2 separate regions of the Homo sapiens genome follow, and region 1 is linked to region 2. A link is a loop called in an ENCODE intact Hi-C map of the cell type or tissue named here. Cell type or tissue: endothelial cell of umbilical vein. All regions are shown on one strand. Each heading gives the region's core, and the rest is flanking DNA. Links, peaks and the distances in the headings are about the cores only. Region 1 has its middle 99 kb from the start of CTB-1I21.1. Region 2 overlaps CTB-1I21.1 (a long non-coding RNA gene).

Region 1 (15,959 bases), core at 3,467-11,466, 140 kb before region 2:
TAGAGGGGATCAAAATACACAAACTTCCTGCCTGTAGGGGTTTCTCTGGGGATGTGAAGGGAACAATCGACAATAAAATACACATGAAACACGATATCAGGGAGTGAGTTGTGTGAGCAATGTGATCGCCTATTGACAGATGCACATGTATGTTTATATTAGAAACATGCCCAGAAAAAAAGACTAGAAAAAATCTACCATAAGGGTGAATATCTCTGGGTGGTCAGATTTCAATTTTCTTCTTTATATTTTTTGTAAAACTTTCAAATATTCTTCAGTATCTGTAAATTTCTGAAGTAATCAGATGCGACACACAAATATTATTAAAACATACTTTAATCTTAGACAAACTGCATATGGTTTAGGTGGTCTTCTCTTACCCTCTTTCAATTCAGTTCTTCATATTAGAAACTAATCATAGTTTGCTTTTTTTCTCAGCTGTAGCAATGTCTGAAATATTTGTTCCTTCCCAGGAACCTTGTGGGCTCTCTCTGCCCCAAGCTTTTCTGAGTTCATGCTTATCTGGGGTTCTCAACCCTGGCTGCATATTTCAATCTTCTGAGGAAGCTCTGGGGTGGGGCTGGCCCCTCTCTGTATATTCCAAAGTCCCCCAGGTGACTGGTGTGCAGCAGGGATTGAGACTCCCAGAACAATGGGCTCCTTCCTCCTGTTCCTCAGAGCCCCTGACACGTTTCCTGGGGAGTACCCAGGGCAGAGAGTAGTTCAAGGCCTCCTTAGCCCACCTTCCTTTGCTCTGTCTCACTGGGTCTGGGTTGGCCAGGGAGGAGGAGAAGGGATGGGCTAGAGCAGGTGCCAGAGCCAGGCAGAAAGAAGACAAGCAAATCCCTAGCCCTGCAGTGCCTGGCTCCCCAGCCCCTCCCTCCTGACCTACTTACTCAGGGCACATGGTGTGGTGTGAGGGACTCATGGCTGGAGGACAGCAGAAATTGTTAACAAAAGCAGAGCGCTGTGCAGGTGGGAGCCGAGGACACACTTCGGTCCCGCTAGACTTCTCACCGTTCCGGAACGCAGCACTCACTGTCTCAGCTTTGGGCCTTTGCCCTGGCTGCCCTTTCAGACCAAAATGTCTTGTGAAGCCATTTCTCTTCTTCCCTGAGGGCTGAATTCTACCCTTCGTTGAAGGTTAAGCTCTCTGAGGCCTCCCTTGACCCCCTCCCTCCCAGGCTGGATGAATCCCTTCCCTCTTCCCCATCCCTTGGCACCCACAGGAATTTGTCACACGATTTATGCAGCACTTAGCACATTTCATTACTCAGTAAAAGTGTCTGCCTCCCTGGCCAGTCTGGGAATCCTCCAAGGCAGCATCACGTCCTGATTCATCACACACAGTTGCCCCCCACCCCCAGCCCTCACCTCACAGGATACCTGGCAAGTGGATGAGCTCAGGCCTTGAAGTTCAACTAACCAGGTTCAACCCCAGCTCTGCCCTTTATGGCTGATGAAATGGGAAATCATGCCGCTTCTTGCTATTCACCTAGAAACAGATGAGAAATGCGAATCTAGGATCAGACCAGGACCTGCATTTAGTAAGACCTCCGAGTGATTCAGATGCACATTAAAATTCGAGAAACATTAGTAGTTTCTTTAACCCTTAACTTGCTTGGCTGTGAAATGGGAATAATAACTGCTAACTTACAGGGTTGTTGTGAGGTTTAAAAAGGCAACACACTCAAAGTATCTACCACAGTACAGAGCACATAGGGGATATTTTTATTGTTTCTGCCTGATGAATGCTGTCTTAGGAGGGGGCGGGAGTCTGCCGTGGCCCACATTAAGAGTTCTGGGGTCTGCTCCAGCGCTCCAGTGAGCCCTGGGGCACTGTAGTGGAGCAGGCTTAGCAGCCCACAGAAGGAAGAGTAAGGGAGGGGAAACAGAATCTCAGCATGGCTCAGGTTTTAGTAGGTCTTATGATCTCTTTCCAATTTTTAAGGGGCCTTAATCACTGAGGACAAGTGTATGCTGACCTGTAATGCTGGGGCTTCCTGAGCCAGCCCATCAATGAAGGACTGTGCCATCAGGGCCCACCTGGATCTTCCTCACATGATGAAGTTCATTATATGAATTAGGTGAAATTCACAGAGCTTCAGTCAATTTATGCATGATCAAGCTGTGGAACAGGAAAGTGGTGGCTGTTTGGATTGGGCATTTTTGTGTTAATTAAACATTAGCGCTGACTAATAACTCCATCCAACACATGGAACATATCACATTTGTGAGAACTTACTTTGCATAGACCATTTCATTTTATACTGGCTTATTTAGTTTTTGAAAATCATGACGAAACTGTACACTGAGATCCATTTGGAGGTAGGGGGCGATTTATCAGCATTTCCGCAAGATAGCTCCCATGTAGTGATGCCTTTTCCTCTCAGAATTCCCAGACTCAGTTGCTGCTGGAAAGAGAGGACCTACAAGTCTGCCTGGCCTGCAGGCTGCTCCCCTGGGGGCAGGGATCGAACGGAGACATCTTTCTGCTTATCCCGGGTCTGCTCTCATCAGATCATACCAGCCCATAAGGGCAGGTAACCAAGCGGGAATGATGTTGATTCAATGACACCAGCTTCAATTTCTAACCTTCAGGCCTTGCTCCCAGACAAATTAGATTAGGGTTGCTCCTAAAGCCACTCTGGCACACGATGGAAAAGCCTTGCCCAGGGAGACACATACGCGCACTGGCAAAAGGCATGTGAGTCCTTCAGTGACATGGCCTGAGGTTGGCTCAGCCTAGGATTGAGATTTGGGGACCCTGGGCAACACACAGGCATTACTGGCAGGGATAGGAGTCAGTGGCCAAGGTGGGGCTAGTTGCCAGGGTGGTTTCTGCTGTGCAGTCTCAACTCAGGACATACTTAGAGATTGGAATTGCCAGTAAGGTGGGCAGACCAGGGCACAGGAAGCCACAGCAGGGCACTGTTCTTAGAGCAGGCTCAGCCCCAGGGGCATCTAAGTACAGGATTTGCCTTCCAGGACCTTATAATCCAATAGGAGAGATTAAACTCACAGCAACAAAGAGTCCAGATAAGTGCGGTTGTTGCCACAGTGAGTCAGCATCAGCTCTAGCCTTAATTCTCAGATCAGAGCATGGGGATAGTGGAGAGAGGATGAAATCAGAAGGTGAAGTGTTGAACTTGTTTTTACCTAGCATTATTGAAGGTACATGCAAAAACATGCAATAAACTGCACATACTTAAATGAATATTTTATATATTTTGTCATACGTTTATACCTGTTAAATCAACAGCACAAACAAGATAATAAAATCTGTCACCCCCAAAAGTTTCCTTATGCCTTTTGGAAATTCTCCCTTTCATCTCTCCCTGCTCCCAATCCCCAGGTAATCACCAATCAGCTTTCTGTCATTGTGGAATAGTTTGCATTTTCTAGAATTTCACATAAATAGACTCAAACAGTATATACTCTCTTTTGTCAGACTTCTTTCATTTAGCATAATTATTTTTATTTTCCCCCAGGTTGTTGCATAAATCAACAGTTCATTCCTTCTTATTGCTGAGTTGTGTTCTCCTGCATACCACAATTTGTTTATTTATTCACTGGATAACAGACATTCGAGCTGTTTTCAGTTTTTGTCAATGAAAAATAAAGCTGCTATGAACATTCAAATACAAGTCTGTGTATGAACATATCTATCTTTTATTTCTCTTGGGGTAAATAGGAGTGAAATGGCTGCATCATATGGTACATATATATTTAATTTTGTTAAGGAACTGCCAGACTCTTTTCCAAAGAGATTGTATCATTGTTATCCCCACAAGCAATGAAGAAAATCATCACTAATACATGGGATTGATATGACCAACTTTTAAAAAATTTAAGCCATTCTAATAGATGTGTAGTGATATTTCATTTTAGTGTGAATTTGCATCTCTTTAATGAGTAAGGATGTTGGATATCTTTTCATGCACATATTTTCTGTCCAAATATCTACTTTGGTGAAGTGACTGTTGAAATAGATTGTCCATTTTAAAAATTGGGTTGCTGTTTTCTTATTATTTAGTTCTGAGTTATTTCTATAATCTGGATATAAGTCCTTTATCAGATGTGTGATTTGCAGATATTTCCTTCCTATCTGTGGCCTTTTTGTTCATTTCCTTATGATGGTCTGCCAAACAGTTGAAGTTTTAAATTTTTGATAAAATGGAATTTATCATTTTGTTGTTTTATTCTGCTTTTGGTGCCCTACTAAAAAAAATCTTTACCTAACCCATGGTCACAAGGTTTTATCCTATACGTCATTCTGGAAGTTTTATAGTTTTAGGTTTTACAATCAGGATCTATGATCAATTTTGAGTTAATTTTTTTATTGGTGTAAAGTATTGATAAGTGTTTGGGTCTTTTTTTTTTTTGCATGTGTATGTCCAATTGTTCCAGCACCATTTATTGTCAGATCATTTTTCTTCAGTATGTTGCCTTTGCACATTTGTTGAAAATCAGTTATCCATATATGAAGGGTTGAAATTTGATAAAAATTTTTCCAAATGTTACAGTTCTGGAGGGAGGAAAATAAAATGTGTTTGAGATCTAATAGGTGGTTGGTCACATAGTTAATTGTTTACATTCATAATAACTAATGCTAGTAAATAATAACAACAGACTCGCACGTACTGAACACTCACCATGAGCAGGCTGTGTGTTGAACACTTTACATGCTTCGTCTCCCTAATCCTCATCACAACCCTATGAGATAGGGTCTATTTTTGCCCTCACTGTTCAATGGAATAAGTTGAGTCTCAAGAAGCTTAAATAACTTGCCTTTGCCTAAGGTCATAAGCAAGTAAGAAGCTAAAAAGAGCAGTATAAGAGCAATCCAGCCTGGATTCAAATTTGCAGATTCAAATTTAGATTCCGTATCACTCCAAAGCATATGCCATATGATCCCTTAACTATATGATCATTAAGCCATATGATCCCTTAGATCAACATTTGCATACAACACAATTTTTATATCTTTCTCAGACACCATAATGGTCAGTGTATCATGAAATAACACTAATAGCCATGACTGTTTATTTTACTGAAACGTTGAATGTGTAAGAGTGAGAAAAGTTTAGTATGGCAGGAGTTCTTTCAGCAGAAAGGCAAATTTTAAGTGTCAGATGGAACCTCTAAAAAGCAACTCAAAATACTACATGGGCAAATCTGTTCAGTGCAAGCCTCATGCCTAGTAGCTGCAATAGATCACCCAGCTCTAGTGGGTCCATGCTAGAATGACCTAGGAATATCAGAAGCAGGAACTAGTCAAGTCTCTGGTGCTCAGTTACTGATACCTCTCTGAGGAAAAAGAAGCACATGTCTGGAGCAGAAGGATTAATCTTACCAGCGATAACCAGAGTCTTTTGGGGGCACTTGCTATTCCCTGTCTCACTCTGCTCTCCAGGCCACAGCTGCTTGAAGACTCCTTCCCATCTTGTCTTGCAGGGGGATGGGTACCTGCCTCCAGAGTTGGTCCTATTCCCAAGGGTGTGTGGATGAAGCTTGCACTTAGTCTCAAATACCATTCCCAACTTTCTTCACAAAATTCTATTGAGTCACAGTGCTACCCTGCCTGGAAACACCCTCACTGAATGTTACTTTACATCTGGTTATGCCCGGTGACTTAGTTCAGGCCAATGAAATGAGATTTATTGAATAATTTGTTTAGTATACCTATGTTCCGTGCAATATTGGGGATATACTTTTAATTTTAAAAATATTCTTTGTTTATCTGATATTTAAATTTAACTGTGTGCTCTATATTTTATCTGACAACACTATCCCCAGTTAAAAGCCCAAGATTGGACTACCATCTCTTGGTCCAGTAGCTGGCAAATTTTTTCTGCAAATAGTAAATATTTTTAGGCTTTATGGGTTATACAGTCTCTTTTGCAATTACTCACCTATGCCATTATAGGGCAATGGCAGCCATGAAGAATATGTAAATGAATGAATGTGGCTGTGATCTAATAACATTTTATTTACAAAAATAGGAAGCAAGCTGGATTTGGTTCGCAGACCATAGTTTGCTGACCTCTATTTTAGATCACTGATCCTTAAAGTGTGGTTTCAGGATCAGCAGTATCCTCTGGGAACATCATCTGGGAACTTTGTAGAAAAGCAAACTCTCAAACTCTGTCCCAGACCTACTGAATCAGAAGCACTGGGGATGGGGTTCAGCTATGTGAGCCCAGAAGATTCTGATGCACACTAAAGTGTAAGAACCATTCTTACGAATTCTTAGTTCTCAAACATGAAGGATCATCAGAACCACCTGGGGTACTTCTTAAACTACAGACAGCTGAACCCTCCGGACCCTGTGAATCTGAAACTCTGTGGGTATTCAGGATGGAGGGGGACAAGATAAATTAGTGTATTTCTACATTTCCACAGGTTACTCTCAGCTAGAGCTGAGAACAGTTATGAAGTCATCAATGAATGTTAGATCCAGAACCTGGTATGTTTTAAGATTTCAAAGCATGAATGCTGAATTAATCTCCCCAAAGGAATAGAACATTTGCACTCTCTGAGCTACCCCATAATAAAGAGATACATAAAGGTTCATATTAGGAGTATAAAAACAATTATGTCTTTTATTCAAAGGTTGATTTTCTTTGCCAAGAAACTAAAAATGCATTTAATAAATTGCATTAACCACAGTCCTGTGATGCTGTTCCCCTAGGCAGAGTTAGGTAAGCTAGTGCTCTCTCTTCCTCCTTTCCCACTGGGTAGGAAGCTAATGTAAAGTAATTTATACAGGGCAATGCACTGCCGTTCTTCATTCTAAAGGATATTATTCTAAACAAAGAAAAATAATTAAGCCAGCCAGCCATATTTCCTTTTGGCTAACTCCTCGTCCCTAGCCTCCCAAACACTTCCTCCCCAGACAAACAGCAAATACATAAAGTGTTACAAGCATAGGAAAGGAAAACATGAAAACTCATTAGATGCTTATTCTCCCATGAAAGAACCTCAGTTAAGGTCTTAAATGTTAACATTTCTGTCTTATAGTTATTGAATTGCTTTATTTCATTAAGAACAAGTGATCAAAGGGCTTTGGGCAGAGACTTTTGGGGATTGTTCTCCTTCAAAAGGAGTATTATTAATTAGTTAGCAAAATGAAATGTCCCTTCACAGTGGGATTGGGGAGTTGGTTATAGAGATCCAGGCAGGAGAAGTTCTTGAGTTTTCCCCTACAAAGGAGAAAAAGGTAAATAAAAACCCTGGACACTGGGGAAAACAGCAGCTTCCCTTTTCTGCTTTTTGAAATTTTACTTTGAACATTCCATCAAGTTGAACTGGCAAGTAAAAAAAAACAGTAACTTGGGTCCAAGTTAATTAAGCAACTCTGAACAGGAGCTCACAGGTTGGGAAGAATAAGGCACATGATTGGAAACCAGTCTGGCAATACTTTACTGAGAGTCACGGAGTTCATCATGACTTTTGGACCAAAAGAGGAGAGAGAAGGAATTCTTCCATACAGCTGCAGATCTCTTTCCAAAGTGTTCTTTTTGTAATATCTCACATGGATTATTTTTCTCTTGAAAATCCAATGAATATAAAGGGATGGGAAATTTGAAATACCTGTGTTTACATAAATATATGAAGAATACCAAATATAACCATCCATGGAGGAAAGGTATTCACTTTTGCAAATGTAGGTAGTAGTTGTTAATATCTCCCAGTAGGGCACTTCTGAGAAATTTTTCCTTTAGTGGAAATACTCCTACTTTTTATTATTTGCCAGTTGACTGGTCATGGTTACTGCAGCTGTCTTTGAACAGCTGATCTGCTTAAAAATAAACCTAGCATCCTGCAGAAGCTCAGTTCATAGGATAGAATAAAGATTTCTGAATAAGTGATCAAAATGTTGAACACAGCTTCAAATTCTTAGAGTCTGCTCCGTGCTATATCTAGTTGGTCCTAAGTGTTTCACAATTTTTAAAGGATTTATTTCTCACAAGAACAAAAGTGTTCTTCCTCAAAGGAGGAAGTTACCATTTTTCTTAATTAACAGATCAGCAAATTGAAGGGCAGAAAAATTAAGTAATTTACTCTAAGGTGACAGCTGATTAGTAAGCTAGTAGGGATTGGAACTCAGATCCTCCAAGCTTCGAAGTCTTCTCCACCACACATTTTTTCTGTTGCTCTGTTTCTTCCTTCCTTCCTTCCCTTTTTTTTTTTTTTTACTGAGTCTCACTCTATTGCCCAGTCGTCCAGGCTGGAGTGCAGTGGCACAATCTCTGTTCACTGCAACCTCTACCTCTCAGGTTCAAACGATTCTCCTGCCTCAGCCTCCCAAGTAGCTGGGATTATAGGTGTGCCCCACCACACCCAGTTAATTTTTGTATTTTTAATAAAGAGGGGGTTTCACCATGTTGGGCAGGCTGGTCTAGAACTCCTGACCTCAAGTGATCTGCCCCCCTCGGCCTCCCAAAGTGCTGAGATTACAGGTGTGAGCCACTGTGCCTGGTCCCTTTGCTCAGTTTTTATGTAACCGTCCAGACAAATGAGCTATAAATAATAATAAATTGCATAGTTTTATCACCATTATTTCTCAGTTCATTTTTTTCCCCTACATCAACAGAACATAATACTTGTAAACAACTTCCAAAATGTTAAAGTTGGACAACAGTTGGGAAAAGATTGGGAAACAGTTGGGAAAAGTTGGGAAAAATCAACATAGTAAGGCCTTGCATTCTTGCTAGTGTTTAATTGGAAATGCAGAATTTCTTCCACTGAATTCTCTTGGGGTCTAGAGATAGAACAGTGGTCAAAACCATGGACTCTCAGGTGAGAAAAATCCAGACTCTACTGCAAACTACATAATTTTGGGAATGCCTCATTCTCCTCATTTGTATAGTTAGGATAATAATGACATCTATTTTTTGGGATTGTTGGAGGTGGGTATTAACATGAAAACCTCTGGCCTTGTCAGCACATATGAGCATTCACCAAATTTTATTTCCCTTTCTGCTTTTATTCTAGTCTTGTTTGCAACTACTTCTTACCTCATGCTTGATAAACATAGCAGGCAGATACACTCTGCTTATTACGGCAATACACATAGATTGGACCTATGGGCCAGCATCAACCTTCAGGAACAGTATGTGGGTTCATCATTATTATTATAAGAGTAATTATTTCATTCAGCTTTCAATAATTACTTCAGTTAAAAATGCGTCATCTAAATCCTTTCTGCCATTTTTTGAGTAGAGAATATTTTTCCAAATATTTCCTCTTCTAAAATTTTAGTCATTGAGGCAAATAGACTAAAGAGACCACAGCCAAAACCAACAACAACACCAGGAAGAAAGTGTCCATCACTCAAAAATAGAAGGAAACTTCCCCATCTTAGAGACCTTAAAATTGTCCTTGAAGATTCTTTCAAAGAGAAAAAGAAAGCACCTTCTTCATTCGGAGAGCAGGGTCAGCTCCCTTGCCCCTCTCAGCCAGACACAGAACCAGTGTGTGCTCCAGGGGAATCATGAAGATGGTGAGGTGAGCCAGATCGGAAGGTTTCCACGTGCTGGGAAGCTCTTCGCCCACTTTCTGTCTCCTCTACCCACCTGCAACAGGCAAAGTTTAGCTCCTTTAGGAACAGCTTGGAGATTCAGCTCATGATCAGGGTTTCTCAAATGGTCTTTTCACCACCAACAAAGTGACTTCATTCTTCTCCATGGAGCATTTTTCCAGAAAAGGCTTTCTTACTTTCTCTGTAAGAAGCCGAAAGGAGATTTGGGGCTTGCAGTGATGTCTTCCTTTGAAGAGTTGGGGAGAAGTGACAGCAATGAACAGCCCTCTCTGACAGTCAGTAATCTTGGTATGTCCATGTATAACAGCTACCACCTATTGGACACCAGATGGGGCTACCAGTACCATATACAAGATCACACTGGACCTTGGTAACAACCTTACAAAACAGTTACTATTACCATCTCCAGTCTACAGATGAAAAAGCAGAGGCTTAGAAAGCCCAGGTTACCTTCCTAGGGACATACAGCCACAACTCAGCCAGGGTTTAACCACCAGTGTGTGCCTCTTTTCTGTCTTTAAATAAACAAACACTAAAGCTTAAAAAGGGTATGCAGAGACATGAATACATAGTAATTCTACCTGCAAGTGGCTCTCAGTTTCTCCATCAGGTCCCTCCTGGCCTGACATTTCAGAAAAAGGTTTTGATGCCGGGTATTGACTTAGCGACCTGAACAACGGGCTACTTTTGAGGAAGTAGCTTCATACTAATAAATTATTAACATCAAGAGTCCTCTTCAATATGCCTGGTGTGTCTGTAATTGGTTTGTCAGAAGGTTTTTATGGGGGAAATCCTACACTGTACACACTGCACCCTCCCTGCACAGCCTTGGCCTCCAGTGGGTGACAGACGCTTCTGACCATTCCCCACCTTTTCTAAAGACCCTTTAACAAGGTCCCTGTACTTGGATTCCACCATCTGTTAGATGTCTGCAATGCTCTGCTACTGTCTCATCACAGGGCAGGAGGCTAGGTGAGAAGTGGGTATTTCTGGTTAACATTAGGCAAACAGATGTGATTCTACACTAGGTGCATTACTTGGCTCCTTAGTGGCATCATGGCAGCTCTGAAGCCACATGATATTTCTCAGTAACAACTGTCCAGATGAGCAAATGTCCCTAGTTCTCTCTTGGGGACAGAGCTAACGTAGCAGCGGACTTCATCCTCCTTCATTCAGGCCTTTATGGTCCTCTCCTTGTCTCTGCCTCTGTGTGGCTTATTTGGAAGAGGATGAAAGGACTTACTAGTAAAGAGGGAATGAGAAGGACATATTTATTAGCTGTGGCCAGCTAAAGCCTTACTAAGGACGCTTGTGGTGGGTTTGAGAACCTGGAATGGAGAATCTCAGTTGACACCGCTTTGTTGTTCTGCTTCTGCTAATGGCATTTGCTGCCCTGGTTTTGTGGAAGCATCCTGGACCTCAATTGCCTCAAAGGTAGTAGAAAAGGGCATGGAAGATGGTAAAAAACTACAAAAAGAAACAGTTTACAGCATCATGCAATATGCTTATGTAACAAACCTGCACAGGTACTCCCTGAATCTAAATCTTTTTAATGTAAAAAAAATAAAAGAAACTGAGTTTGGAAATAATGCATTAAAATTGGTTTGAAATCATAATGTTAAAATGTATGTTACCACCCCATGTATGCACTGGGGACCTGTAGGAGCACACAGGCTGCATGAACATATATGAAATATGCATGTGAAGTCATCATCCTATGGCTCACTATGCACCTGTCACATCCAAGACTAGAAGCTTAAAGTCAAGTAGCAATCAAAGTTATCCAAAATGTGTGTCAAATAAGTGCGAAGAGCAGAGACAGGCCCAAGTGTCTCTGAAGTGGTCAGAGGAAGTGAAACTTGATTTGAGGCTTGAAGGAAGGGAGCTCACAGAATGTAGAGAAAGAACAGGGTAAGGCAAGCAGGGACCAAGAGATAGCAAAAGCTCAGGGCCTGAGAATCGATAGGATAGAGTGATACATGGGATGGCCCTGGAATGACTGAACCGTCCTGTGGACCTGAGTCTCTGCCACCTTGGCATTGTCTTAGTACCTTCTTAGAATCCCAGAAATTGATCTAGAAGGCGCCTCAGAGATTATAGTGCAACCCTCTCCCCCTCTGGGGACAGAAGGCTGGATATGCATTGCTTAGGATCCCACTCCACGCTGGATCCTGGCCTAGCCACTGATTGGCTGTGAAACTGACCAATCACTTCCTCACTACGGACCTCCTTCTCTTTCTGAGAAACAAGAGAAATTATTGACTGCCTCAAAGCATGGGTGTGAAGATTCAGTAGGATGCCACAGGTAATTCCATAGTATGCCCGGTAATGACACAATAAATGATTATTATTGTTCTCATCATTATTACTTTCTTGACAGTGAAACCCAGGCTGAAGGAAATTAAATAGCTTGCTGGGGTTACCCAAATTAGAGGCTGTGTCAGGCCTACAACCTGGGTCTCCTAAGAGCCAGCCGGATATTCCACCTGTAGGGAGAAATAGAATTTGTGGTGGGAAGTAGAGGTGCATATTGATAAGAGACAAAATTTGGTGCCAAAGGGCTCCACCCCTTAGGAATAACACAACTGCACAAATTACCTAATCTCTCTTGGCTTCATCTTCCACGCCTGAAAATTGGAGATGCTGTCATCTGCCTCACAGAAAGGGTGAGGGTTCACTGATGTGAGACCTGGGAGGGGCTAGCAGGCAGCCAGGCACACAGAAAGAGCTGGATCCATGGACCACTTACTAATTCATCTCAGGACAAGCAGACAAGATCCCTCTGGCCCCAGGTGTGGCATTTGCATGAAAAAATGGGATCTTGAATTTATTATTTGGCAGAAGGTTGCTTCATAGCATAATTGGAGACAGCCCACAAAGGTGGTAAAACGAATGCTGACCTGCTGCCTGAGAAGCCTTCAACCTGGGCATCCCCTTGAAAGAGCCAGGTAAACATGCATGTCCTGGAGACAAAGAAGCTTTCCTCAGAAAGGCTCTGAAAGCTGCCCTGCAGGCCCACCATATCCCTTGAGATGTACCCAGAGAGGGAGGGAGAGATGGCCATCCCATTGTGCCGCTGCCCCTAGCTGCTCTGGGCATGCCACAGCACATTCACCTCTTCCTAGCTTTCTGTTTTTGCTGATTCTGGAGAAGAAGCCAAGTAAACTCAATATTTATGGAGCACCTTCTATATGCTGAGTGCTGTGCTTACCCATATATCCTTGTGACCCACCGAGGATAAGAACTAGAAAGCATCCACAGTCCCCTCAGCACCACCAGCCTGGGTGATGAGGGATGATTCATTACTTCATGAATGACAGCTACTTCATAGATATCTGAAATGTGCCAAACAATGAGCTAAAGTACTTCTTAGGCATCATTTTGATGAATCCTTACAGCGTCCTAGTGAAGTTGGCCCTATTCTTATATGTGAGGCTCAAAGGGGTGAGATAGCTTATGGCCATAGAGTTAGTAGGTGGTGAAAATGCGTATGCACTCAGGCCCCAGAGTCCACTTAATTAACCAGATCAGAAGGCTAGGTGAGCTAGGTAACAAAGTGAGGGCAAGGAGTGGGGCTTCTCTGTCTCTTGATCAGCTCCTGGGTAGCATTAGGGCTGAAGGGTTGATGCCACATAGCTCTTTGGAACAGGAGCCTGGCAACAGAAGAAGAAGGAATCTAGAGTGACAGCCCTTGCTCCAAGAACTCCCTCTGGGCCTCTGCTCTTCCACACCCCAGTCCAGCCATCTGCTTGAGTGGTTCCACCCAGGCCAGGTGCTCTAGAATCAGACAATCTCTGTTTGGGTGCTTCCTGGCCCAGTGACCCTGGACAGGTCCCTTAGCTTCTCTGAGCTTCAGTTTGGTTCACTACAGGAGGAAATGGGATTACCCAATTCCTGAAGAGCCTAAGGATTAAATGGGTTCACACGTGTATAAGAGTATCTGCCACACAGTAAGCTCTCAATGAACATGAACTTTCTCAGCTCTCTGAGAACGCGCCAAACCATCCATCTTAATCCAAAAGATGCTGGCTGCCCTCTGAGCCAGGACTTACTGTAATTATTCACTTCTGCCTCCCTCTTGGGATTGAGCAGAGACCTGATACATTAATTTAATTCAATAGTGTGGGCTCTAGGACCAGAATGTCTGGATTCAAATCCAGTCATCATCACTTACTGCCTGTGTGATCTTGAGCAAGTTACTTGAATTCTCTGAGCCTTGGTTTCCTTATCTGTAAAAGGGGATAGTAATGGTGCATATGTTTAACATTTACTGAGCACTTATTTTGTGCCAGACACTTTGCCAATTGCTTTACAAAAAAGAAAAAGAAAAAGAAAAAGAAAACCCACAGTGATAAAACAGATGTTTCTGCAATAGCTTCTGTGTGTTAGACTCAGCACTAGATGCTGGGGACACTCTAGTGAGTAAGACTGACCTGGACCTAGCCTCCTGGAGGTCACAGTATCCACTGGGGAAGATCTACACACCAGTAAACCAATAAATAAATCTAACATTCCACATTTTAGTACATTGTAGTACAGTCCAAGGAGAAAATGAACATGGTTTGGTGATAGAGAATGGGTAGGACCTACTTTGTGAAGGTCAGGAAGTTTGTGAAGTCTGGAAAATCCTGCATACTACAGTTCCCTGTTAGAAATTCATAATGTTCATTAACATATTAAAGACATGAGAAATCTTCAGCAAGGAAATGACAAAGCCAGTTAATTTTGTGTAACCTAGATATTTTTCAATTGTTTTGACTATAGACTATATTTCCCAGCAGAAGATCTTTTAATCATCTTTTAAAAATTAGTGTTCTACCAAACACATTTCAGGGACTTGAAATCAGCTAATATTTCTCTGTAATTAGGTGTTTTTGGCAGCCTCAGGTAGGAATCTTTCATTTGGTTATTCTTTAGACTAGAATGACAATACTGCTGGTGAAAAATGTGTTTCCAGGTGTCGCATTCATCCTATTTTTCTTCAGTGTTATTGATTCCTTCTCTCTCTTTGAAATTTTCTTAGTACATTTCTTCATATCTCTCTGTTAACAAAGTGGTTTTCACCCTGACTTTTTGCAGAGGGATGAAAAAACATTCTCTTCAAGGAGCAATGAATTCAGGTGAGTTATGCAGCGGGCAGCACAGCATGGAGCCTTGGCAGCATTTTCCTGGGGCCAGCCCAAGGCATCCGTACCTGTGTGGTGAGAGCAAATGTCCTCTTTAGAATTCAGGAGTAACAATGAGGCTGCCATGCCAGCTGGCAGAGATGTCCTGGGCATACCTGGCCAACACCAGCAAGTAAAAAGAGCTGTAAAGCTCAGTATGACTCTCCCAAATAAATGAGGCTAATCCACTGCCACTAAATATCAGGATAGAGCACAGAGAAGGCAAAAGGTGACATTGGAGCACAAAGAGATGGCCTTGTGCACAAAATAATTCATATTTCAACCTTGAGAGAGAGTTAGAAAGTCTACCATTGAGCCTACCATTGAGAAGGCTCAAAATGCAGGCATTTCCTGAAATTAAATTGCAAATATTTTATAAACTTGGGAGCCATATGGGCTTGCCTTTGAATCCTGACTGGCACCATGCTAGCTGTATAACCTTACTTACCTGCTCTATGCCTCAGTTTCCTCATCCATCAAGTGGGGATATTGCCACAAATCTCATTATGAGGATGACATGGGAAGGTGGCAACAGTACAACAGCAGGCACTTAGAAGGGAGTTTTGAAACACCATTTTTGGGCCGGGTGCAGTGGCTCACGCCTGTAATCCCAGCACTTTGGGAGGCCAAGGCAGGTGGATCACGAGGTCAGGAATTCGAGACCATCCTGGACAACATGGTGAAACTCCGTCTCTACTAAAATACAAAAAATTAGCCAGGCATGGTGGCACTTGCCTGTAATCCCAGCTACTCGGGAGGCTGAGGCAGGAGAATTGCTTGAACCCGGGAGGCAGAGGTTACAGTGAGCCGAGATCATGCTACGGCACTCCAGCCTGGCAACAGAGCAAGACTCCATGTCAAAACAAAACAAAACAAAAAAGCATGTCACTTTGCCTCCCCTGCTCCTTGTGAGTCACACTCAGCTGTTAACACCATAGGATGAGTTGTTCATGAGATCAATCCTATCAGAAAGCTTGGGGTTGGGGGGCATGCAGTTGTGAGGAATAGAAAAAAGAATTGAAAAAGTGTAGGAGTGCCAGAAATGTCAGTAGCTTGGGCACTCCAAGGCCTGCAAACCATTGGCTGCAAACTCTAAAGTGTGGGAGGCTTGTTGGCACACAGAGAAGGAAATTAGTGCAGAGGGGCTCCCTGGCATCATGGCTCAGAGCAAGATGCGGGCCTGCAACATACAGTGACAGCCAAGAGCCAGCTGTGTGATTTTGGCAGTGATGTTCCTCTCTGTATGC
Region 2 (15,959 bases), core at 5,209-13,208:
CCTCTAAAAGCCTGAAAAATGGAAACAATTTCCATAAGCTCCAGAACATTCCAGAAAACCCTTTTCTTTTGCCTCCTACCACATGTATGAGAGACAGCAAGAGAATATGAGAGAACACGGGTTCACATGCATATGAAGGAGAGAAACATAGTGGATTTTTGTTAGGAGGATATAATTTCCAATCAGCCAGACCCTTTTCACTCAATAATTTCCTACACTGCAGAGAAGTTAGGTGTTGGATCACTTCCCTCTATGCTTTTTAGACCAGAAGTGTAAATTCTAGCAATGTGTTAATTTATTATCAAATGTGGTTATAAACCCCCCAATAATTTGTAGCACACACACACACACACACACACACACACACACACACACACAGAGATCAAATTTGTAGGAAAAAATCATGTTTTGGAGAAGCATAGGCCATAGCAGTGAATTTTAGAAGCCAAATGCCAAGAGAATAGAGATGTTGAACACTATAGCCCCTTTGCTCCTAATTAAGCACAAATAAATGTATTTGAATGACTTGATTAGATCTATTAGATTTTATTTTGCATGTAACTAGCATACAGCCAGACCTGGAAGTACTCACTCACCACTAAATTGTCTCCTGATTAGAAGGTTGAGTGTTGTTGGTTGGCATTTGGTTCAGTTAGAAACCTTCCCTTCTGAGTGCCAATCTGAACTGGCCACCTTGCAACAAAAAGAAACAGTGGTGTGTTGGCCATGGGCTGGTTCATACCACGTTGAGGCTGAGGATGTGTGGTTTGATGGAAATCTGAATGCTGGAGCTCCCCATCAGTCTTCCCACATGTGAATGTCTGCAGTGTCTCCTATCTACTATGAGGACAGAACTCATAATCAAGAGCCTTTGGGAAAGCCTGGATTGATAGGCATGTGTCCCATGCCCTGAACAAAGTGTGCTTCCCAAAGCCAGCACTAGTGACCTCTAGCACCCTCCACGAAAACTTAGGTCCACACCAGAGCTGAACTCCCTCTTCACTTCTCTCAAGTATGCTAAGACTAATTTCTGTCTTAGTTCATTTTGTGCAGGTATAACAAAATAACTGAGACTGGGTAATTTATAAAGAACAACCATTTATTTTCTCACAGTTCTGGAGGCTGAGAAGTTCAAGATCAAGGATTCAGGAGGTTTGGTTGTCTGGTGAGGGCTGGTCTCTGCTTCCAAGATGGCACTTTGATGCTGTGTCCTCCAGAGGAGAGAAATGCTGTGATCTCACCTGGTGGATGGCACAAGGCCCAACTGTCACTGAGGAGGGGAAGACCCAGGAAGAAAGGTCAAAAGTCAAGCAAATTGCCTCACTATCCTCTCAAGTCCTTCAGAGCCTCAGGATCCCCTGTGGACCCTGGAAGTTTTCCCCCATCTTACTCAGGTCACTCCTTTCTCCGAGACCTTCTAAACTTTGAGGAAACTAAGAGACCTGGCCCTAAGCATAGATGGGACAGGATGGTGTAAATGTGCAACACAAACCAGCAAGACACAGGTACTCTCCTCTACCTTCCCTGCAGAGCAAACAGTGTTGACAGCAGTGAAGATGATGATAATGATGACAACTGCAGTGTTTTGGAGAGCAAATACCTAGGGCCAGCTATTTTACAGATATCCTTATGTTACTATCCAAAGAAACTTTATAAAGAGACGATGGAAAATCACAGCTTTGAACTAGATGACCTGTGTCTTTATTTGATTTGCCTGCCCTTCCTTCAGAATTTTTTTTTTTGTCTTTCTCTACCTCCCACAAGTTGAATGCCTACCTCATGCTCCTAGGGCTCCTCTCTATCAGAAAATTTGGTCCCCACTGGTACTATGGGTTACCCATGGCTGTCTCCCTTGCTTAGGCTGTGAGCTGTAAGAGGCTGACTTTGTCTCTATAAACCCAACCAATCCAGTACCAAGGACAGAGTATGCCCTTAGCAAATGGGTGTCAGATGGATGGATGGATGGATGGATGGATGGAAAAAAATCTATGTACAACTTGGCTTGGATTAAACAGATATTGAATGTCTCCTGTGTGTCAGGCTCAGTGCTAAGAATTCAATAGTGACCATACAGACATAGTTCCTACCTTTAAGGAGCTTCCAGTCTGGTTTATAAGTTTACAAGCCCCAACCCTTTTCCTTCTCCCTCCCTGGAAAAGTCTACCTAACAGCCTACTTCTCAGTGTTTAGGATACAGCCAGGCTCTCTTGAAGGCAGAGGACAGAGCAGGGGTCTCAGTCATATTCTCAGTTCTATCTGCCACAAGAGTAATGTAAGTGCTGATGGTACTGATGGGAGAGAAGCTCAATCTTCTGTCTTTTGGCTCACAATTCAGAGGCTCCTACTTTCTGTGACAGTCCCTCTCAGGGCCATACTATGGCTTTTCACTTCTTCAGGTGCCTGTACTCCTGCTGACCTCCTCAGTCCTGAGTCAATGCAGCAGATGCCAGAACTTTCCATGTCCCCACATTGAGTGTAAATCACACGGCATTAAATAAAACAGACATCAGCATTGCCTACCCTCTATCTCCTTCCCTTGGCAAAAGGAAATGATAAGTGCATGCTGTCGAGCAGGTGTAGTGTATCAGGCAATTACTTTTCTAAACTCTCAACCAACCTGCAAGATAAGCATCACAGATATGGGAATCAAAGCTCTCAGAAGTTGGGCAGACTTGTTCAAGACCTCACAGGACTTGAATTCAGGTCTTTCTAGGTCCATAGCAGGTGCTTATCCTACTACACAAGACTTTATGGAGCAAAGTGAAGGACTGTGCTTTGAACAACCAAGGGGCAATTTGCTGAATTGGCCAAACATAAATTATTTGGAGTCCTATCAAAGGCTATGTTTTCCTCTGTGGATATGCAATCTTTTATCTCACAACCTAGAGAAAAAAAAATATTTCTAAGTGAAAGAGAGCTGACAGGAAGAAATTTAGACAGGCTTACCAGGGTGACATTAAAATGCCTCTGAACCAGTGAGCTATGGCAAATGCTCCACTCTTGATCAACTTTATAATCCAGCTGGGGCAGCGTATAGCCTGCCATGAAAATGAGATTCCAGAAAGATGGGCTGAGGTCAGGGTAAAATTGGGACTTGTTCTCAAAGGATGTCATGAGTTGACTGTTGGGTTGATGTTGAATCCCCAGGATGTTACGGCTAGTGTCAACCATTCCAACTAATGTGTTTTGGGGGCCAACTCTGGGCCAGGCTCTGGACCAGGCCCTACATTTTCAGTCATGAAAATGGCAATGCACACAGGCTGGAGAAGTGGCAATTAGACAAAGAAATCTCATGCACTGAGAAGTGCTAAAATAGGGGTGGCTCCTGTTCACATCTCTGTGAGTGTGAATAGAAGCCCCTGCCCTCCAGGAACTTATGACTGCTGTGACCTGCGTGAGACAAGGGTGCAAGTATCTGACAACAAATGGTACTCATTCATTCAACAAAACCTGCAGGCCAATGAGAAGACAAGATTAGTGAGACAGCCCTATCTTCTGAATATCATTACACACATTCTACAGAAGAGGGAAAATACCTCCAGACAGCTTGTCAACTTGCCTGGGCTCATGAGCTAGTGTTTGGCAGAACCATATTGGAACACTAGACTGTCTGGGATCACAAGGCCTATATCTTTCCACAACATAACAGAGGCTGAAATGACTCTGAATTGCCCTCTCAATGAATCTCATCTGTAAGTATTCTTTGGAGTCTGAAGAGATTCTTTGATACAAGACTAGCGTCTAGTTCATGTGCTCAATTCAGGCCAGTTGGCTCAGAGGCCTAGAAAGAGCCCAAGCTGTTGCTAACTCTTCTTGGGGACCAGTTTATATCATAGGGGGAGGAACAGTGGGCTTCACTCAAGTAGCCCTCAGCAATTGTATATCGTCCATAGTACACTCAGAGACAAGCCACCCAAATCCCCTTCAAGGAAGGACTTGCTCCCCAGCTGCTGGGGGAATACAGCAGGCACCTCCAGCTGTCAGCTCCTCTTGGATCTGCCTCAGCTGCCAAGAGCCTGGGTCTCACCTTCCTGGGCAGCCTGTATTCAGTGGTATAGGGCCAGCCATTTCAGCTCAGCCCAACACTGATGGGTGATCTTTGCTCCCATGCTCCTTATCAAGTGGGCCAAGGCTTTGTCAGGTATACATTGTATTTTGATTTTTCCCTCTGACCCATCCTCCTGCTTCCTCCCCTTCCTTCCACAGGTGTTCATTCCTAATAGACATCTTGTTTTTTGTTTGTTTGTTTGTTTGTTTGAGAGGGAGTTTCGCTCTTGTTGCCCAGGCTGGAGTGCAATGGCATGATCTCAGATCACCGCAACCTCCACCTCCCGGGTTCAAGTGATTCTCCTGCCTCAGCCTCCTGAGGAACTGGGATTATAGACATCCGCCACCACATCCAGCTAATTTTGTGTTTTTAGTAGAAATGGGGTTTCTCCATGTTGGTCAGGCTGGTCTTGAACACCCGACCTCAGGTGATCCACCCGCCTTGGCCTCCCAAAGTGCTGGGATTACAGGCATGACCTAATAGACAACTTGCATTCCAGTTTGTCTCTGCATTTACTGTCAGAGACTCCAACCTCCAGCAGTGTTGAATGTCTTCAGCAGTGTGTATGTGTGAGGAGTGGAATGAAGAGTGTTGCAAACAGACAGAGCCTTGCTCTTAAGATGTTCATCGTTGGGCATGAAGGGAGAAGTGTGGATGGTTCAGTTCAGACTCCCATCTGCAGAAGAATTCAGAGTCTAAACTCCCTGCATCTGCCTGAGCGCCAGCACAGCAGGCCCTCCTCAGTGCCCAGCCTGGCTGACGGTGAGTCACAGAGGCCTGGGGCCATATGAGGAGTCTGTGACCCTGGGCACCAGCTTCTTTCCAGCTCATCTGCCAATTACTTTGCTCACATTCTTCTCTTCACATCCACTGACCATCCTGATGCAAGCCACCAGCACATTCCCTGAGTTCCATCTCTGGACCCCTGCTTCCAGTCATTCTCCATAATATATCCACAGTAAACTCAAAATGCAAAGCAGATCACATTCTCTACTGCTTAAAACTTCCCAGTGGGGCCAGGCATGATGGCTCACATTTGTAATCTCAGCACTTTGGGAGGCCAAGGCAGGTGTATTGCTTGAGCCTAGGTGTTCAAGGCCAGCCTGGGCAACATGTCAAAACCCTGTCTCTATAAAAAATACAAAAATTAGCCAGGTTTGATGGCACATGCCTGTAGTCCCAGCTACTCAGGAGGCTAAGGTGGGAGGATCGCTTGAGCCCAGGAGGTGGAGGTTGCAGTTGGCCGAGATTGCACCATTGCACTCAGCCTTGGTGACAGAGCAAGACTCTGTCTCAAAAAAACAAAAATAAAAACAAACTTCCCAATGGCTTCTTACTGCTTTTAGAATAAAACCTACAGTGCTTAATACTGTCTATTACATTCTCCATGTTCCACCCCTGTGTATGTTTCTGACCTCCAAAATATTTTGGGGGATCTGCCACATGCCAGGCAGGTGTTGGAGATACAGCAATGAACAGAATGAAGTCCCTACATCCAATGAGCTTCCATCCTAAGGGGAACAGACAACAAACAAACAACTAATGCATCAAAGGGTGATAAATGTCAGGGAGAAAAATAGAAAGTGCTGGCCGGGCGCGGTGGCTCATGCCTGTAATCCCAGGGCTTTGGAAGGCCAAGGCAGGCGGATCACGAGGTCAGGAGATGGAAACCATCCTGGCCAACATGGTGAAACCCCATCTCTACTAAAAATACAAAAATTAGCTGGATGTCATGGTGCGCACCTGTAGTTCCAGCTGCTTGGGAGGCTGAGGCAGGAGAATCGCTTGAACCTTGGAGGCAGAGGTTGCTACTGGGGAGGCTGAGGCAGGAAAATTGCTTGCACCTGGGAGTTGGAGGTTGCAGTGCGCCGAGATCATGCCACTGCACTCCAGCCCGGTGACAGAGAAAGACTCCATCTCAAAAAAAAAAAAAAAGAAAGAAAAAACAAAGAAAGTGCACAGGGTGGGTGATGGAGACATTGAGGAGGAGTAGACAGGTTGGTAAGAAGCCTCCATAATAAGTTGATATTCAAGCAGAGACATAAAAAGCCATGTGGATAAGTGTGTATAAGGGGATGCAACAGGGAGTCCTCCAGCTGAGAGAAGAGTAGGTGCAAAGGCCCTGAGGTAGGGTGTGTGCTTTGCATGTATGAAGAAATCAAGGCTGCTGCTGGAGCAGAGTGGATAGGAGAGGCAGAGTGCATGCCGGGCCTTGTGGGTCACCGTATGCACTTGCGGGTTATGCTCTGAATGAGATGTGAGCTACAGAAGAATTTGAGCAGCACAGTGCTGTCATCTAACTTACATTTTCAAAGGTTCCTTCTGGCTGCTTAGGGGTAGAAATCAGGTACGAGACTCCTGCTCACTCCAGGTGGAGTTGAACTAGGATGGCCATCATGCACAATGAAGCTGACTGGACTTGCTGAGAGAGCGGCTACAGAGTGAGAGAGAGGGTCAAGGATAGCTGCGAAGTTTGGCCCCTGAGCAGTGGAAGAATGGAGATGGGAAAGATAAGAGGAGGGACAGGTTTTGTGGGGAAATGAGTTCAGCTTGGACATGTGAAATTTGGCAGTATTTCATCTCCTATCAACCACTGAATTCACACTGCTCATTCATCAGTTTCTAGAAATGTAAGCTAGTTTTACCTCCTGGCCTTTGCACTTGCTGTACCCTCAGCTAGATGCTCTTCCTGTCTACATGGGCAGTGGGGTGCAGCCGTCTGAGAGACAGACAGGACTCTCACCCTTGGGCACCTTCTTTTTTCAGGTTTCAATATGACTGCCACTTACCTCTGATGTGTTGAAAGTAGATCTCAATCGCATGCACTGTTTGCTTTTTTGTAGCATTTGTCACTACCCGTGACCTTTGTGTTGTGTGTTTCTCTGCTAGTCTAGCTCCATGAGCATTGCTGGCACCTAGCTAGCGCCTGGCACATGGAGGATGCTCAGTTAACATTTATTAAATTGATTTAACAGAGACTAGCAACCACGGTTTTATACTCCAGGGGCTCACGGCCAGAATGAGAAGGATATGTCACTAAAGATTAGTCACAGGTGAGAAAGAGCAAGTGCAGAGAGGACCAAAGGAACACCTAGCAGCCAAGGGACAGGGCAGGGGCAGGGATAGGATCTGTCAGGGAGGGCGTCAGCAAGGCCAGTCAAGGGAAGATGAGCTGGGCAGGAGGGAGAGGGCATAGCCAGCCAGACCTGGGTTAAGTGGGCCAAGCCAGGCAGGGCCAGGATGAGCTGGCCTTCTCTCCACAGAGCTAGCAGACAGAGGGTGCACAGGCCACACCAGGACCAGGGCAGGGAGCACCAGTATAAAAATACCAGCAACGTCTGCCACAAAGCCATTTTGACAGCTCCTTCTCCAGGTGGTGGTGGGAGGCTCAGAGGCCATAAATCAGAATTAACTGCAGCTGTCATGCAAAGGGTGCTTCCCCAGGACGTTCATCCAGACACCAGGGGAAAGAAATCCCACTGGGCCACCCAGGCCAGCGCACCACATGTTCTCACCCCACCAACCACTGCTTTACCTCTGCAACTGCGGCCAAAGCTTCCCTCCAACAAACCATGACCTCAACAACCTTCACCTTGAACACAGGGCAGAGGTAAACCCTCCCACAAGTCCCACGAAGGCCAAGGCCTAAAGGAAATATGGCTGCTGAAAAATAATGAAACCCCTATGCACCCTAGAGCTACTCCTGCCTGAACCTGGGAGGTGTCCCTGAGGCTGTGTGGGTGAGACCAAGGAGGGTGACAATCGCACATCACCAAGGGAAGGAGGTAGTTCTTGTCAGCTCAGAGCAAGGAGCGGGGGCCCATGGTGGGGCAGCAGAGCTAGGCTGGGAGCACCAGCCAGGATAAAGCCCATCTGGCAAATTTCCCCAAATTGATTGGCACTGGCTGCTAAGAAGCTAAGGCTTGTTAGCAGCAGCTTTCAGAGCACAGTGTGGTGGGATCTGTGGATTTCTCCGCTCTGGGGTATTTTTCTTGGCTTCTTGAGGCCACAGAAAGTATGATCTCCCCCCATCCTCCAACCATGATCCTGGTCTGTGCCAGGGTTAATCCGGCTGCCCTGAAGGTCAGGAACCCCCTACATCAGCACTGTGTCTGGTACAGAGGGGACATGCTCCCTTGGAAGAACTCCTCGGCTCTCAGATTTCTGGGCACTCCAGAGGCAGCCCCGGGCCCTTCTGGGATGACTGGAGGCATATTAACAAGCGTGGGACGTTTGAGGGGGCCTGGCTCTGGGCCATTTCCTCTGCTGGGTTTTCGGCCCTCTGACCCTCCTCGGAGAACCTTTCTCTGACTGTGATGCAACAGCCCCTGCTCCCTAAGTCTCTGGCCTGGGCTCCTCATTCAGATGCTCCAGCCCACTCACAGTCTGGTCCTTCATCGCCCCCAAGTGGCTGTCTAGGCTCACTGCTCGCTGAGCTGACATATTTCGTTTTCCTTCAACATGGTAAATAGACACTGCTTTCCTACTATTCACCTGGCACCCTCACTAGACCTGCAAGGGACACAGTGCCTGTCCTAAAAAAAGTATAATCTCCTCAGGAGATGAGGGCACACCCTCAATGGAACACTGAAATCAAATAAGATAATATATGCTTTCAGGGAGAGATAAAGTCGCAGCAGAGAAGGAAAGGCTCAAAAAGACTGAAGCCATAGCATGCCTTTAAGCATGGAGTACATTGTGGTATGTGGAGAGGTTGGGGAAGGACTCCAGGAAGGAGGGATGACATGGGTAAAGACTGGATGAGGAAAGACCTGCAAGGAGTCAGAGAGGAAGGAAATGAAGCAGTATGCATGGCTGGAGCCAAGATCCCAGAAGAGAAGTCGCTTCTCTTCCAATGAAGAGAGCAAGAGAGACCCCAGCCAACTCCTCCCAAGTTATGGAGCACCTTGAAAGGGGCTTTTTCCTTTAAATACCAAAGCTCTCAAAAAAGATGAATCTGACACCCAAGCATGGGGTTGAGTGGACACAACAGGCTCCAGAAGTAACAAGCACAGCGGAGCCACCTAGGGAGCCAGCGGGCCCACCCCAGCCCTTTGAAGGATCCCGTCTATCTGTGGAGAAGAGGAGGCTCTGGCACTCACTAAGCCCCTGCCGTATATCTGATCCATGCAGGTGTCGAATCACCTGCTATCTTATTTAAGCACCACGCGGGCTCCTGTGGGAGGCCTGTTCCCTTTTTCACAAATGGAAAGGCCAGGGCTCAAAGAGGTTAAGCATAAGGTCACATAGGTAGGAAGAAGCCAAGCAGAACTTCAAGCCCATCTGTGATTCCACATCTGTGTTCTTCCCAAAAATCACAGTTTACATTAGTGTGGGGGTATAATCTGTAGACGTGCTTTCATATGCTTTATTTAATTTAATCATCATATTAACCCCAGGAAGCTGGAGGTATTATTTCTATTTTATGGAAGAGAAAATAAAATCTCCAAGAAATAATATGCCCCATGACTCATTATCTAGTAGGTGGCTAGGCTAAGATTTAAAATTCAAACACCAGTGTGTTTGGTAACCTAGACCCTTTCACGACTCCACAGTGATACTGTTTTGTGTCACCTCCTTCCATTAAAGTGTGGAGACTGAGAGTTTTCCCACAAAAACTGTCCTGCTGTCTCCCAGCCCAAGTTCATTCTCACCTAAGTGCCCTACCCATGCCTTGTCACAGGAAGTCAGAAGCACACACACTCCAAGGACCCCGACCACCAGGCACAGTTCCCGCCCCTCATTAGCAGATGTGGTTGATTTGTTAGTTTTGTCACTGCTGCCCTTGAATATCTCCATGCTCAGGTTCTGGGATGGGGCACAGCTAGGAACAAATATCCTTGAGATTGCATGAGTGCCCCTAAATCTAAAGCCATGGTCTGGGGAGCCAGAATGGGTGAAGGGGTGATACAGACATGTTTTGTTAAAGGACTTCCCTGCCATTTCTCCTGAGAACCCTTTTCCTTAGCGATGAAAATGTGTGGGGGACAACCTCTCTCCAACTAGAGGGATTGTCTGGGTGGAAGAAACAGCTCCCAGCAACAGGAATGATGTAGGAAGGCAAGACACACATCCCAAGGTGGGATGGCAATGATTCTCACTACCTGAGTATAGATTATAGGATAAAAAGTAACAGAAGCGCAAGAGAAGCACAAAGGCAGATTCCACAAAGGATCAGAACAAGGGCTCATGTTTATTGGGATTTAGGTGCTAAGGACTTCACTGCTCCATTCCAAATGAGCACCATAACCACCCAGCGAGGCCACAATTCTCATGCTTCCATTTGACAGATGAGAAAATGGAGGCTCTGGAAGCTTAGGTAACTTGCCCAAGGGTTTGTAATCCAGTGAGGCTGATTCCCTCCCCTCTGCCCATAATCACTGTTTGATATAATACTCCCCTGAAGTATTCTATCAAAGGCCTCACCTTCAAGAATTTCTGATTTAAAAGGTCTGGGGTATGGCCTGAAAATCTGTATTTTTAACAAGTTACCAGATGACTCGGAAGCTTTGAAAATGATTATTCTAGAAGTTGGATGGCTAATCAATAATTTACTCAAAATCAACCCAAGTTCAATGGCAACAGGGATGTGTATCATCTTGCATTTGGGGGTGAACTGGGCTGGTGATGCTGATGCATCTTAGCTTTAGCAGTAACCAGCTCTGAGCCAGATCCTCTCCCTCATGTCTGGCTCTTGTGGAGCAGGGCACAGAGGTGGGCACTGCACTGTTAAGCCTTGAAAGAGGCCCCAGGGGGCTAATCCATCACACAAGGACAGCACCACTGTGGGAGGCTCTAGGGACTCTGACAGCCCACAAGTGCTGGAGTCTGAGCCACCAGCCATGAGCCCAGCTGTGCAGCCCAATCCTACTCTCTATTTTGCCCGAACCACAAGCATCTGAAATGTGCATCCCTGGAGGTTTGATTTTAGCATTTCAAGATCAAGAAGCAGACACACTTGCCTTGTCTGCTGCTCCAAGGGCACACAGTCCCCTCCCACCTCTACTCCACACATAGCCCAACCATAGAAGATGGCAACTGGAGGAGAAAAGGGAGGAGGGAAAGACAGTAGCCAGGAGGTGGTGAATAGAGGAGCTCAGAAGACCCTACCCCCTCGTGTCCCGGGACGTGCTGCCCCTGTCAGGGGAGTCCTAGACAAGGTCCAGTTGCAGTTCGTGGCAAGAGATTTAAATTCATAGTAAAAGCATGGTTCTCATGTTTGCCTGTGTGGCTGCATCTCTGCTCTGCTTCAGGTCAGGCTGACCCTAGACTCCTAACATGGACAGACAGTCCAAATGCAGATATACTGTATGTACGATGAGTTGTCCAGCTGGAAAATGCACTTTCTAATGATGCCACACTTTGGATCTTTAGATCTTTGGATCATTAATAGAGCATTTAAAAAGAAGCAGGTAATTTGTAGAAGCTCTAAAAGCCTTTGTTGAAAATTCATTGCTCTGCAGCAATCAGATATTATAGTTCTAGGGCCGCCAGCGTCCTTTGACGAAGAATGTCAAATATAAGCAGAGCAATTATGAGCCGCTGGTGAGTCCCAGGGCAATATTCAAAAGAAAATAATAAATAATTTTTTAAAACATGTTTTAATATTTGATGAACGTAAAAATTAAAAAAGTAAAACATGCCCTTATATGAAACCAGCTATGTAGTTTAGGAAGCAAAAGTGACAGTTCCATTTGTTTTATGTTGGTGTAAAATTCACAAAAATTTAAAAACCAGGTAAATACAAAGCACAAACAAAACAAAACAAAACAAAGAATGCAAAGGAAAAGAAAGAACAGATTCTATAAATCCGGGGTTGCACCACCAGCTGCTCTGATGCTAAGCATAGGGTTTGATTGCCCAGATGAAGGGGAAACACTGGTGTGAACAAGAACAAAGACACAGTTTTAAACCCTGCACGAAGGGTTCGGGTGCAGAGAGGAGAGACATCACCTTACTCAGTAGTCTTCCCTGTCTGGCTTAACTAGTGTCCAAAAGGAAAGTGCATTCTAGATTCCCTAGGCTTGCAAGAGATAGTGAAGAGACAAAAAGATACCACTAATTCATTGCCCTGGCCAGCCTTTTAGATCCGTGGTTCTCAACATAGTCTGAACATCAGAGTTATCTGGGGAACATTTAACATCTTAATGTCAGGTCACTCCTCAGACTAATTAAGTAAGAATTGGTAAGAACCAGGCATCAAAGTTTAAAGTTTTTAAAAAATATTTCAATGGGTCAATGGTCAGGCTGAGAGACACTGCTCTAGAATACTCTGACTTAATGTTGAATTTCCTGGATTTTTTGGCAGATTTTGATAATCTGCTTTATGCCATCATCCACGTGGTCAGTTAAGATCTGGCCACAAATCCACCTCACTGCCCATTCCTGACACTCTGCATCCTTATATCCTTATCTTGCACTGATTACCTCACAATGGGCATGAACCAAAGTCGAGCAATTAATTGATACTTTAAAAAACAACAGAATAAAATTGTGAAAGTGTATCCCAGTCCTCTCCGCATAAAATGTCTTCTAAGAACACAATAACATCCTATCCAATTTCATTAGCCACAAATGCCTTTGCAAAGTAAACTCAATTCTTAAAAAAACGTTAGCAAGCCAAAGGTTTCTTCTCCCATTGTCAATCAGTTCCTTGATTTTATCCTTTGCCTCACAAAACATTTTGTGGAAGATCTGCCACCTACCTCTTCAAATAACTTGTTTTTTTCCTTCAGGTTGTGTGATAATATGGTCATTCTGATTTTTGTCCTAAGAGAAACTTATACCAGACAGACAGGTCTTAGATCATTTTTTCTCCCACTTTACCATCATGCTGTTGTTCAATTTTTTTTTAAAAAAAGTTCTTTTAGAAGTGCCTCTTCCAATCAAAGGAAGGCCATTTATTTCAAGATATATAAATAGCTGTGGATTTTTAAGATTCTTAAGATTTCTAAGATTTTTAAGATTCTTAAGATTTTTAAGAGCTCTGACTCTCTATAGCGTTCATTTTCCTCCCAATTTTCTTATTCCTACACAGCCTGAAAAATATTCCCTGTGGAGAAAGCTATAACAAATGCTTCAAAAAAGGGGGACTGTGCCAATTTATATGTGAAGTTCACATATAAACTTCAACACTACCAATAGCTACACATTCCTAGATGAGTATACATGTCACAATTCTGAGAAAGCATCTGGAGAAGACTATGCTATTAGAAGTTCTAACAGGGGTCATTATCATAAACCAGTAGATAGAAGAATCTAATCTCTACTTTCATCTCTGCTCAGACTCTCTCATGCATCTGGGTGAACACTGCTTGGATTCAAAAACAAAGGGAAAGGATTGAGATTATTTGATGACTTTGGACTTTGTTTATCGATACTTGAGATAATCAGATTATTTTTTATTTTTTAATCTCAATTTGTCTTATACCTATATTAATGTTTTTGTCTGTATTCTATGTTTTAAACCATGCATATTTCATTATGACACAGCCATGGTTTACAAGTTATCAATCACCTAATCTTCAGGAGTAGATAATGACTGTGTAAAAAAATGTTTTTTTCCAGGATTTGAATCAAGGAATAATTTGGTAAGGTGCCTAAAAGAGAATCAACCTCCAGGAATCATGTTCAAATCTCTAGTTGACCCATCTTGTCCCCATACCAAGTCCAGAGTATCTGATCCCATGAGAAGAGGCCTAGATTTTAGAAAGACTTGTGTTTCAGCCTGCTCTCTGCTCTTCCAATGGGTATATTACTTGTTTTAATGTACGAGGATATTCATTGCAGTGGAATTGATTATGAAGAAAAGTTTAAAAGCAACAGAAATGGCCAACAATTTATACTTAGTTGAATTCAGTAAATTTTGATATTGAACATCAATATAATGAAAAATACGCAGTCATTCAAACTGTATTGTAGAGGGATATATGGAGACATGTATTAGGATATAGATTTAGCTACTATTAAGAAGACTCAATTTATAATGAAGCAAAGAAAATGGGAGTTTCTTCCTTATTCACAGTTTGGAGATGGTCAGTCCAGGGCTTGCAGTAGCTCTGCTCCATGAAGTCACTCAGGGCCCCAGTCTTTTTATATTTTGTTCCTCTGTCTTCTATCTTGTTAACAGTCTATTTTGTCATATCAGCCTTCTGTCTCATTATCATTCTATTTTGTTGTCAGTCTATGTATCTTGTTATCAGTCTTCTTCTATCCTATTATCTTGTAGAGCATGATCCAAGACAGTACACACTTTGTCTTCATTCCCTTTAGCTGAAAGTAGCAAGAGTGGGCAACGGAGGGCATATCCCTTTCCTTCAGTGCAGTACTCCCATCCCTTCCACTGGCTAGAACTTGGTCACATGGCCACATCTAGATGGAAAGGAGGCTGGGAAGTAGGGTTTTTAAAAGAATTGTGGACAATCATAAAACATTTTGATGGATTCTGTTACTAAAGAGCAAGTGAGCACAAATAGCAGTCTCTGATTCAGCACAGAAACATTTTTACAACATACTTAGTAGAAAAAAACAGGAAACAAAACAGGACCAGTTTTACATGTCTGTGTGTACTCATACATAGAATTCCTTTTCTATATAAACAGTGGTTATCTTTGCGAGTTGGAATTATGGATGATTCCAATTTCTTCTTCTTGCTTTTATTGTGGAAAAAAGTCCCAATTGTTTTACAAATTAACATTTTTCCCCCAGTAATAAGAAAAACCTCACAATTTGTACATTAAAAAGAAGTAATTTAGGAGAGAAAGCAGTGCCTCTTGTGTGCTTGTAGCTGTCTGCCTTTCTTCTCAGTTGTTCCTCTGCTGGGCCTCTTTTGTTGGTGGATCTCTTGGTTCTCATGCAAAGTAATAACATTGTCCAGGCTGAATGGGTGTATTACTTTTTAAAAGAGGAGTAAGAGAGCTCCGTTTGGAAATTTCATTTTCATTGTGGATAATGGAGTGGTGTGTTAGTTGTTGATGTTCAAATGTCTATTTTGTGTGTTAGTTGACCTGCCTCAGCTTTCCCATGATGACCAATCTCAGGGAAACTAATCGATTTGGAGAGAACACATAAAAGCAGGCACAAGATTCATCTGCCCCCTTTCAGCCAGACTGTTTCACCATGCCAATCTACCAGGAGCACTGTGTTTCCATGCTGAAATTCCTTTCCAGTATTTCTTGGAAAACTTACATCTTTCTGAACACCTCAATTTTGAGAAAAATCAGTCAAGAAATCAGGAAAATGAAAAACAAATAATATAAATCTCCTTTGAGAGTTAAAACTTAACGAGTAACACAAAGACACTCCTGGCTTGAAGTTCAAACAAGAACAGGAAAATTTGGCAAGAAAAATCAAAGGTTAAGGTGGACATTTCTAGGAACCAGACATTAGCCCAAAGACAGTCATAATCTAATTAATGTTTCCTTTGTAGCTATGGACATGTTTATGAGTGTGTGTCCTTGGCCTTCTCTGCTGCTAATAGTGAGTCATTCTTTCAAGTAAAATGAATATTAATAAGCTTATAAATATAGTATGCTTTATACAAATCTTATGAGTGGTGCTTCAAGAAATAGTAAGTTTTGCAAATAAATTACATCCTAAAATGGGCAATTTTGACATGCGATTCTGTGAAGTATCATTTATCTCCCTGGGAGATCTGAATACTACATTATCGCAGTACCATCCAAAAATGTGCCAGCATTTTCCAGTGTTTAAATCTGTAGGCTACAATTCTTCATAAAGTCTCTAAACCTTCCTTTTACTTCTTATTTATTGAAACAACTTTTTCTGCTATCCATAATAATAATTAAGAAATATGAGAAATGTTCAAAGTTTTTTTTTTAAAAGGTATGATTTTGGAAATTCCTGAAAATCCCCAGGATTCCAATTTCCAGTTTCCAAATTCTAAAGACCC

Evidence for each region. A loop is a pair of places that touch in the nucleus more often than their neighbours do. Peaks named below come from ENCODE experiments on the same cell type or tissue, not always from the same donor. Only the 100,000 strongest peaks of a DNase experiment are listed, where the experiment ranks them.
Region 1: it touches region 2 in a loop (4-fold over the local background); 5 of 110 quality-filtered maps call a loop at or near these places.

The regions. Positions count from the first base shown.
Region 1 is chr5:136,628,402-136,644,360 of GRCh38, forward strand. No RefSeq gene overlaps it. Among named protein-coding and RNA genes, the nearest start is that of CTB-1I21.1, 99 kb to the right of the region's middle. In endothelial cell of umbilical vein, for the core only: no CTCF peak of the experiment used is centred there; a DNase peak (open chromatin) is centred at 6,860.
Region 2 is chr5:136,761,829-136,777,787 of GRCh38, forward strand. It overlaps CTB-1I21.1 (a long non-coding RNA gene), which reads left to right. Exons shown (of 4, transcript NR_188339.1): 4 at 1,114-1,676. Among named protein-coding and RNA genes, the nearest start is that of CTB-1I21.1, 35 kb to the left of the region's middle. RefSeq lists an enhancer at 8,382-8,471. In endothelial cell of umbilical vein, for the core only: a CTCF peak has its summit at 8,452 (motif pointing left); a DNase peak (open chromatin) is centred at 8,433; H3K27me3 peaks cover 653 bases.